Linked DNA regions of Homo sapiens: region 2 is linked to region 1. The links are chromatin loops, found by intact Hi-C in ENCODE. Cell type or tissue: ascending aorta. All regions are shown on one strand. Links, peaks and the distances in the headings refer to the core of each region. The heading gives the core; the rest is flanking DNA. Region 1 overlaps TCF7L2 (transcription factor 7 like 2). Region 2 has its middle 56 kb from the start of HABP2.

Region 1 (5,376 bases), core at 91-5,090:
AGCCTGGGAGGGAAGATCATGGGCTAGGAGGGTGAAAAGATTAGTAATTGTTATTTTAGGTGGCAGGTACATGAATGTGTTTGTTATCCTTTGTACCTTTCTGTATTTTTTTGTTGTTGTTGTTTTAATTTTAAAAAAAGCTAGAAAGCAATCAATCTCTCCTGTCCTGGAGAACAGACAGAACAATCAGACACAGCCACTAAAAACAGGGAAGCCCACCTCTAACTTCTCTCCCCAAAGCTTGTCAGTGTGACAAACTTTGAGATAGACACCCTAAGGGGAACTGCCAAACATCATGGAAAACCCCAATACTCAAAGATCCAAATTTATACAAAAGATAGATTAGGGAGTGACTACACATAGCATTAAATGGTTGGTGATTTGAGAGAAATGCAAAAACCTTCCATCCATTGTAACTTACCAGAAAGATTTGTGATTTACCCACAAGTTTGCAGACACACATGGTATAAAAGGAGGTATAATTTAGGATGAATAGAAGGCTCATTGTGATGCAAATCTCCCTTTTTTGGTTCCTTTCTTTTGCCATGAGTTCATACCTTTTCCTCCTGGGAACCCACAAAGCCTCACTTCCTCAACAGGAACTAACAGCATCACAAAAGAATGACAGGCCTCCAGGTTCCCTGGTGTAGCCTGACCGGCACCAGCCTAGTCTGGTGTCCGGAAACCTGCCTCTCCCCGCCTGTATGTGTGCCTGATTAAGGCAGCATAACACTGAAGGGTGAGAGTCCTGGCTCCGATGTGAGACTCCTTGGGTTCAACTTCCAGCTTGCCGCCTCCCAGCTGTGTGACCTTGAGTACGTCATCCTCCCCTCAAGCCTCAGTTTCCTCATCTGCCAAATCGGGATAATAACAATAGCTCATTCATAAGGGCGTTGTGAGGATTAAACCTGACAACTTCATAAATTACTTAGAAAAGGCCTGGAGCTAGTGAGTGCTCAGTGAACATCCAGTATTACCATGATCGTGTACTTCTCTCTCCATTTCTCAAGGCATCAGTTCTGTAACGATCAAAATGAGGCTTTTATGTCACTAGACCTCTAAGTTTTCTTTCAACATGTGAATTCTGGGATTAAGTCTAATATTGAAAAGAAAAATCAGGAACAGGGGAGCTAGCATCAGGCAGAACCAAAGCTCCGGTCTATCATTTGCAGACTTTGTAGTAACTGAGGCTCCAGGACAGTGCATGACAAAAAGCTCCCAAAGCCTCATCCCTCAGCTTCTGTTCTGACCTCTGGTATCACACGCCTGCGCCCAGCAGGATCCCGACAATCCACACCCTTGCTACATATCCAGCAGGTTCTACTTTGCCAACTGAAAACTTCTGGAGGAAACTCACATAGGCATCCAGACACCACAGCACTTAGCCAAGCCCAACCCTGCTGGCCTCCGTATGCGGTGCTGGCCACCCCTAGAGTCTCAGCCCATTTCCCCCAAGCCAATGGCCCGCCCTCCCGCTCCTTGACAAATGTCCTCTCTACCCACTCACTTATTCCACACAGACGTCCAAACACGCACTAGCTCACCGTATGTCCTTACTGCCTCTCAATGGGTTACATTTTTCAAATTATGTTCCAAAACTTAACCATGAGATCGTTGGCATGAGAGCTGTGCCTGTGTCCCACGCCAGGCTTGAACTCACAGTGTAGCAGATGAATCAGGAAGAAGGCATCATGGGTTTGCACCAAAAAAAGAATCAGATAAAGAAGTTCGTTTGTATCTTTTTAAAAAGAACAAAGAACCCCTCTTCTTCCAAATTAAAAGTTTAGATAACATTGAAGTTATCACCCTCTTAGAAATATCTTGATTTTTGTATCATGCAATGTCTAATAGAAAGGTGGGAGGAAAAGAGAACTGTAGAGTTCACTGCTGAAGTCCAGTTTGAGTAACTCTCAGAAATACGACTAGATCCGCTGCAATCATTCACAGGTAGAATGCATAAAAATGAATCCGCAGTTCAAGCTTGGTCCATGTGTCATGTCCTCAAGATACATGGGTCATGGAGAGCAAAGAGACATCCCAGCCATGGGAGGAACAAAGTGGGATACATCAGGCCAGCTGAGCCACAGTCCAGCTCCTGAGCCTACGTCCTTTTCCTTGGGTACATCCTCATTCTGGGTTCGGATGAAAAATGTTCCTTTCTCCCATAATTTCATTTGGAACAAGTTTTTAAATGGTGAGTCAGAGAACTTTTGTTCACCAGGACATCTAAATGGACATTTGACAGGGCTCCGATAGATCCAGTAGGGGGCTCAATTTCTGACACTTTCCCAAAAGCTTGACTGCCTAAAACAGCAATGACAGCTGTGACACCTCTACAGCCTCTTACTCTCTCCTCTTTCAGCCTTGGCAGAAATTAATCCATCAATGCATCCTTCCCCTGGAGGCCCTGACACATACAGCCTCAGAATCTCTCTCAACACACTGCTCCCACAGACGCCACCCAGCCTGCAGGTCCAAGTACAAACCCTGCACTCGGCTCAGAGTCCTTGGATCAACACTGTAGCCTTTCGGGGCTGCAGGATCTTCTCACAATTTCTATGTGTCTTAAAGGAAAACGTACAGAACCTTCATCAAATAATGAAGTTGTAATAATCAGTCAAACAGAAATAAACAACTGTATGCTCAGCTTGCCACCAATTTTCCATGATTTAAAAAATAATGCTTCTAGTAATACAAGTAAGTGTTAGTAAGTAGAGGAGACTACACGATACAGGTTAAAGCGACACCTCCTTATTTATCTTATTACATTATTGTGACATTTTTCAACTAAAAGGGCAGTATTTCATACTATTAATTATCTAAGGATTCTTCAGTTGTCCCAAGGAGCAAAAATAAGAGAGATTTAGGGCAAAGAAGAGTATGTTAAACAGAAGCCAGAAAAGAAAACTCTGAGATACCAAAAATATGAAAATAAGAATTTCACAAAAATATCTAAAGTTCATTTTCAGAATTCCCCAGAACCACAGGACAGAATCATGGAAACTCCTTCTTTCATACCAGCCTCTCTTTAGAAATCATTTGTGGGGGATGATTGTGTATAATAAGTCTCCTTAAAACAGTCCTCAGACGACCACAAACCAACCTGTTCTTAAAGAAAGCATGCGTGCTCTGCTCTTGCAAGGCTCTATCTAAATAGCGATAGAAGAATCAGTTCATGTTCTAGCATTTTTAATTCAAAAGCATTAAAAATCCAAAAGAAAAAGCATGTCATTTTTTATTATAAACATAAAACTTGGCAAACTATTAGTTAGAATTCCTTTGGTTGTAAGGGACAGAAGACTATCTCCAACTTCATTCCTTACCAAATAGCCCAGGATTAGAACTGGCTACACAGAACTCCATGGTGCCATACAGGCATTTCCGCCTCACCCATTTTACCCTTCTACAAATGAGGGTCCTCCATTGAGTCGGGGTGTGTGCATATGTATGTGTCTGTGTGTGTGTGTGTGTGTGTGTGTGTGTGTGTGTGTGTGGTGTGTATGCACATGTATGAAGGCAATTGCAAAGAGCCAGATTTAGATCCTCTCTGCGTGGAAAAGACTCATAATAAATATCACATATCTGCCCCTTGCCTAATCACATGTGCAACAGAACCGAGTGGAACAAGGGAAGTGTAGTTCACCACAACAAAAAGAGTGAGGGTGGAGATAGGAAATGCCATTATCAGAAAAAAAAAAATGTGTAGAGACAGATGTCAGCTTCAGAACCTTACTCCATTTTGAATGTTTGATTTCTTATGCTGGGAGTTCAGCACCTGGGTGTTATTCTCAATACCTGAAAACAACTTCATAATTTAAGAAAAAAGCATAATAATGGCCAACTCAGTGCTTTTCAGAAGTGGGATGGGAAGGGGCTCAAGGAAGACTGTGGGAAAGATGCTTGGCCATATACTAAAAATGGAGATGGCCTCTGTCAGTCAAACTCACTTATTCAGCCTTTGACAATGTCTTGCCTTGGTCACTGTAATTCTGAGTCTCAGACATTCCTTCATTTATGAGCTTTGGCTGAAGGGGGCTGCTACCTCTTTCCAAAAAAACAATTTTTTTTTCCTGAGTTCCAACTGAATACTCCCAAAAGTTTCACCAGAAGCCCTCTGCCCAGCCATGTTCCCCTTCGCTTACAAGACACTGTTTTGGGACTTTATTTTCTACCTCCACCCATCAAGGTTGGCGTCTCCTTTCAATCTGAAAGGGCTAGGGGGAAACACTTCTCTTAGTGTGTTCTTGAGTTGGGTCTAACTTTCCAGGAAGAGTCAGAGGTATGGCTCAAAAACAGGTCTTGATAACACCCCCACCTCTGGGACAATGGGATGGCTCAGTCCCCAAGGCTGTACCGCTCTCAGCTTTCTTTCCTTCTTCAGCCTTTTCAAATGCTTGCTGTTTTTTTCACCCCAGCACCTGAGCAACACAGACGGTGTCCTTGTGAGAGAAACAAGCAGCTTGTGCCCTCAGAGCAGGAAGACAAAGAGTAAAGCCTTTATCCCACTGTTTGGACACACAGTGACTCCATCTCATTGAAGCCTAGGTGATGCACTTAATCACGGTCCAGGATCCACCAGCTATGCAGGCTCGGGCTAGAAAACAGATTGCTTCACACCATCCAGAGCTCTTCAGCAGCCTCACATTGCAGTCAGGCTGCAACTGGACAGATGGCATGCAGGGCTCAGATGTGGCACAGTTGGGAAGCATCTGGGTCCCACTCAGGATACAACATTGAAAACATCAGCCACGCCCTGCTGGATGAGCCAGGGTCTGATGAACGGGGACTTGCTCAGCCTACAGGTGTCCCCCAGCCATCTCTCCTCCACCAGCACAAAAGCTCCACTCGAAGCATGGCCAGTGCCTGGGCTTAGTGGCATCTAGGCTCTCCATTCTAAGCTCTTGGGTCTCAAAGCCCCACCTCTTCATCAAGTGACAGGACAAAATATCTGTTCATCGCTGCTTTGGGACTCTTTCCAGAGATAAAATTTATCCCGACTTTCAGTATAGAGGTCTGTGATATGATCTGTCTAAGGCTTTCAAAGGCCCTCTCAAAGTATGGGAGTGAGCTATGGAGACCAGAGATAGATGATAGGCTGTTACAAAGGTAGGAAGCAAGAAGGAGACCAGCAAAGACACTCTGGCCACATCCAAGTGAGAGATGATGGCACTGGACTCCAGTGGTAATGGCAGAGGTGGTGATAAGCGGTGGATGCCACACACGCTTTGAAGGTAGAGAGGACACACTTGGGCCTGTGGGATGGGCTGATGGGTTGAATGTGGGGTATGAAAGAAAAGAGCAATCGACGATGCCACCCAAGGTTTGAGGCCTAAGTAATGGGTCGATGTTGTTGAGCTTTACTGAGATGTTGAACAC
Region 2 (5,376 bases), core at 115-5,114, 440 kb before region 1:
ATCACCAAGGGCTTTGTAAGTGAGGCCTGCTATACCTTAGCTTCCAGGTATAATTAGTGCCCATTATAATCATCCAACTGACCAATCATGGGAGGCTCCCAAGAGGACCAGGACTGGGAGAGAGACTATTAACAAAATCATACTTCATAGAGTCTTATCTTGCCAGGGGTAAAAAAAAGCCATCCGTCTGGCATTGCACAATCCAGCACTATACAGGTACTCCAGCCCTCCTTGAGGTGCAACTCTCACCAAAGGGTGCAGCAAACAAGCTTCAAAAGGAAAAAAACCACACACAGGAAATGCCTGCACTGCAACGTTTATGAACATTGCCAAAGAGAAGTTGCCAAGTGCTGTAAGTGGACAAATGCACCTCCCAGAACAGAAAACAGAAAAGGATGGAAAGAGGAAGAAGGACCGGCTCTTTTGCATCTCTTTGCCATTGCAGCTGTGAACAGAGGCGGCTGTTTTTCCCTCTCCTAAAGGTTTTCCTTAAAACTGCCACAAAAAAAGCATTGCCAGCAAGTTAATGAGTCCCATCCCATCCGTTTCTCCTATCCCCTCCCAAAGAGGCATAACAGGCCTGTTTACATAGGTCGGCATCTGAAGGTAATTAAAAATGTAATCCTATATTTGCAGCAGGCTCTCTCTCATCTAGAGCAAATTCCCACCACCCAATAATGCTCCTGCTCTACCTCTGTGGTGCACTTTAAGCTTCTTTTTTTCCCTCCCCTCACTTATGCATTGGGTTTAGATCCTCATGGCAATCTGCCCCAACTGGGTGTGGAGAAAAGAAATCAGTTTCCCCATTGAACAGATGAGGAAACTGAGGTGCAGACAGATTCCATGCCACACCCAAGTTCAACAGCTCTCTTTGTTCCAGTGAAGCCATGTTTTTGTTGTTGTCGTTGTTTTGCTTTGTTTTTTGGTTTCTGTGAAGATTTATTTCTACTGTATCATGAAGATGGTAAGAAATGGTTTATTCCGGTGCATCAATGGCTTTGGTCAACTCAGTTTCCATACGTGCCATCCTAGGTGGCAAAATGTTCAAAAAATAAATTGAGGCCGGGCGCGGTGGCTCACGCCTGTAATCCCAGCTCTTTGGGAGGCCGAGGCGGGTGGATCATGAGGTCAGGAGATCGAGACCATCCTGGCTAACAAGGTGAAACCCCGTCTCTACTAAAAATACAAAAAATTAGCCGGGCGCAGTGGCGGGCGCCTGTAGTCCCAGCTACTCGGGAGGCTGAGGCAGGAGAATGGCGTGAACCCGGGAAGCGGAGCTTGCAGTGAGCCGAGATTGCGCCACTGCAGTCCGCAGTCCGGCCTGGGCGACAGAGCGAGACTCCGTCTCAAAAAAAAAAAAAAATAAAAAATAAAAAATAAATAAATAAATAAATTGAATGGAAAATATCACTGAATAGGATTTTATATAGAATTTTATGCAGAATTTTGGACTTAGAAGTTGACTTGAAGGATGTGTAGATTGTCAAAGAGAATCAGAACTGGACAGTAATTCAAGTGGTAAAAATGAATTTTATTCAGAACCCTGTTGGGGTAGGGGAAAAGAGACCTCAGCATGGAATGAGAGCCATACCGAATACAACAGCAACAGAGCCAGTGGAGATTGATAGTCAGGGAGTAGGTTTGTGGGGTGGAGGTGTGGAGTCAGTGGATGGAAAATTGCTAAGGGGATTCATCCAATGTTGGGAGAGATTCTTGCTAAATGGACTAAGAGGATTCTTGCTGAAGCCAGCCTATGATGAACAGATATCAAGGGTGGGAGATTTTCTCTAAACCAACTCAGCAGGGTTTTCTCTAAAACTGGGATGTGCAGGCCCAGCAAGGACTGGGGCTGAGGTGGATGCATATTTGAGCAGAGGGCGAGGAGCCTGGCTGAAATGTGGTCAAGGACTTTGTCACGACCACTCCTCACCTCCTGGACAGAAGCCCAGAAGGGGCAGCTTCCGCCAAGCCCATCACACCAGAGAAGTGGTAGTACAGAGCTGGGAGCAAGGGCCCCCGACTCCCAGAAGAGGGGTTCAGTTGTCTTCTTATGGATTCAGAAGTTATTTCCAAATCCTAATCCTGTAATACCCTTGCCTACTCATTGTCGGGGGTCAGCATTGCGAAAGCACATGTGATTGAGTGAGAGTTCTGGTTGGGTTCTGAATGAAGTTAGTATGTTAAAACCAGACGAATGCATGCTGGAATACTCCACCAGCAGGCAGCAGAACGTGGGAGACAGAGCACTCTATAAGGAATCAAATTGCCTCTTTTCTGATCTAAGCTCTGTTAATGGTGTCCGACTCCACCTCAGGGAAGGGGTTGGAGGCCCCGGGTCTGGTCCCCTATCTGCTGCTAACTGGATGTCTGATTCCAATTTCTCTGACTTTTAGTTTTCTCATCTATGAAATGGGGGGAAAAATTAATTCTGAAGGGCCCTTTGGCCTTGAGAAACCTTTAGTTCTAGAGTATACACGTAGCACTGTCTCTCCCCACCCCAGCAACTGGGAGATCATCTTGTAATTAGCGAATAATTTAGGAGTGCAAGTCAAATTTTCACTGAACTTCCAAAGGAGCTTCGATTTTACTTACATTGTACTTGAGTTCAGGAAGTACCAGTGGGGGCGGGGAGGGAGGGGAAGTTAGGAATCTTTAGTTCCATGGCTGTTTTTGTTCCATTTTAATGGTACTTGTTCTCTAGGATTGGATCTGTCTGTGTGCACATTTAAGTTCCCTTAACAAAACATCTCCTGTTCCTTTAGACCAGGGGGCTTTTTCTTCCAGCAAATCCAGGAGCAACCCCCTTCTTATGGTGGAGGTGACAACCAGGTGACAATGCGGCGTCTGGGAGAGTTTTCAGTCCAACTCATCACTGTTCAGACAAGGGGGTCAATGGCAGCTTTAAGATCTCAGCTTGCCACGACCTCCCCAGCTAGTGACCCAGAAAACAGAAAAGAGAGAAGCACACGGAAAGGAGTGGTCAGCAGTTTTCTGACTGCTTTTCCTTCCCCTAAACCCATTAGAGAAGTTCAATCGCAGGTCTGTAGGGAAGACACCTCCATTGCAGACGCCCTGCCAGCTCAGGGGCCTGGCGGAGGTACGGCAGGAGAGCATCTTCTCCCACCTCCGAAAACAAGAGGAAACCAAAGCTGGCCTCCCCCACGCCAGCTTCTTCAGGCTGCGTTTGCACATCGCCTCCCCCGCCCCCGCCCCAACACACAATATTGAATAAATATGCCTGGCCCTGGCCCATGTGGGAATGCTGGAGAGCTACGATTGTTATTTCCAGGAATGCACAGACACCAGCAAAAATTCATTTCCCAAACGCATGGCTATTTTGAGAACCAAATCTCCTGCTCTGTAGCAATCAAATTGGGGGCTTTTCAAGTGTTGCTTTGCAATAGAAACCTGTTCTGCCTTCAGCTGCCTTTTACCTACAAGAATTCAATAAGAGAGAGAGAGGCCATTAGAGTTTCCTCTCCTCATCTCTGCTTTGGCACGACGTACATCCCTCGCCAACTTTCCTGACTCTACATCTTAGTAAATCCTTCCTGACAATAGTTAGTGACAAGCGTGTCAGAAACAACAAACTCCGTCATCTATATGGCTTATCAATAATTTAGTCTTTTCCCCCTCGTGAGAGCCTGTGTGTTTTGCAATAATGAAATATATGATTTTAAAAATAAATAATAGGCTGTTGTCAGCTCGATTGTAGCTGCAAGTTATGAACGTGATTGATTGATTGAACATTTGACTTCATCCGCTCGAGCAGGATCAAAGGGAGACTCTTCCACCCGCCTAAGGCCACTAGCAATTTATTTAGAGACTGTGTTCGTATCCCAGCAGGTAGCAATATTGGACTGAGGTACACAGAAAATCAGCTCTTTGAGGTTTTTTCCAAGTCCAAGGGAAGCAACAAATGAGATTTTTTTTTAGTTCATTAAATCATTAACCACTTAATCACTAAAAACAAGACATTATAAGTGGTCCCCTTAGCTGGGTTACCTAGGAAAGAGAAGGACGCTGCTCTGCCGAGATCTGGCATTGGGAGGTGGGCCCTTTTTAAACAATGTGACAGTCTCTAAGTTTTTATTTATATGCCACTGCATTTTTTTCTTCATCTTAACTAATCAGTGTGGCAACAGCCACACTGACATCTGAAAGTGACAGGTGTCTGAATAGCAATGAGGTGTCTATACAACAGCCAATGTGGGAGAAGGAAAAAACAAAGGTATGGAGGAAATGTTTGGAAAACAAATATTGCAACTGCCAAGCTGGTTGAATGGAGAAAGCAAAAGAGAGAGAGAGAGAGAGACAGAGAAAAGAAAATGGGGTTTAGAAAAGAGCTGGTTGGTGCAGAATGCAACCCCCCAAATTCAGCCACAGCAAAGCTCCTCCTTTGTTTTGGTGTCCAGCTGGCACAGGAGAAACTGCCCCTTCTTTCTCAAGAAGGGTCTCACGGTCAAGTGAAAATGTCTGTCTCTCACACGACAGTTTCCCTGAGCTTCTAAAAACCCAGCAAACCAGAGCTCTCCCCAAGAGCGAGGGAGCTGTCTGGCATTCCAATGAGCAGGCTGGTGAGGAGCCAGAGCCTGGTCCTAACCAGGGTGCTGGGAATAAAAGAGACAGGATGTGAGGCCCGAGGACATCCACCCACAGAGGGACAGCCCATCTTAACAAGAACAGGTTACGGTCTTAGTTGTTCCAGCAGGGGAATGGAAGAAAGGAAACGAGTCTTCCCTTTCTAGCTCCCCTAGTCCTGCGCTGTCTGACCTCAGGCAAGGCAATTTAATAATCATCCCAACGCTTTTGACTTCATAGGGCCTTTCATCCACAGATCTCAAAGCACTTCACAAATACCAATTCATTAACCTTCGCAACCCACCCTGGGGGACAAGGGGTGGGCATGTTTCCCTTGTGGTGGAAACACTCTGCTGGAGGCACGGGAAATGCAGTTCTCCCTTCAAGGTCACTTGAAAGTTGACCAGGGAACTCAAGAGTGAGATCCAGAGGAGCTGGTATCAAAACCGGGTGCTGCTGACGACTGGCATCTCAGTTTACCTTCCTTTATGTCGTTGGGCTAGGCCTGCACCTCCAACTCTGCTCACATAAAGCAAAGGAGCCACGAGTTCAGAAAGGGCAGAAAAAACATTGCTTACTGCTGGGTATATGCAAACTACGTTCACATACCACATCTCATTTACTCCCCACCACAATCCTGAGAAGGTCAATAAACCCCATTTTACAAGGCAGGAGATTGAGGCTAAGGGATGGTGAAGAATTTACCCAAGATTGCCTAACTCACAAGCAGTGGAGTTGACAATCTGTGATCCAAAAAAAGTAATGATAATAATGTGTAAATATTTATAGCCACTC

Evidence for each region. A loop is a pair of places that touch in the nucleus more often than their neighbours do. Peaks named below come from ENCODE experiments on the same cell type or tissue, not always from the same donor. Only the 100,000 strongest peaks of a DNase experiment are listed, where the experiment ranks them.
Region 2: it touches region 1 in a loop (2.5-fold over the local background); 1 of 110 quality-filtered maps calls a loop at or near these places.

The regions. Positions count from the first base shown.
Region 1 is chr10:113,049,322-113,054,697 of GRCh38, reverse strand. The region is part of intron 5 of TCF7L2 (transcription factor 7 like 2); the gene reads right to left. Among named protein-coding and RNA genes, the nearest start is that of SNORA87, 6.7 kb to the right of the region's middle. RefSeq lists enhancers at 1-752, 753-1,731 and a silencer at 494-788. In ascending aorta, for the core only: a CTCF peak has its summit at 2,243 (motif pointing right); DNase peaks (open chromatin) are centred at 694 and 1,547; H3K4me3 peaks cover 1,026 bases; H3K27ac peaks cover 5,000 bases.
Region 2 is chr10:113,494,156-113,499,531 of GRCh38, reverse strand. No RefSeq gene overlaps it. Among named protein-coding and RNA genes, the nearest start is that of HABP2, 56 kb to the left of the region's middle. In ascending aorta, for the core only: no CTCF peak of the experiment used is centred there; DNase peaks (open chromatin) are centred at 1,925, 3,136 and 4,650; H3K4me3 peaks cover 675 bases; H3K27ac peaks cover 982 bases.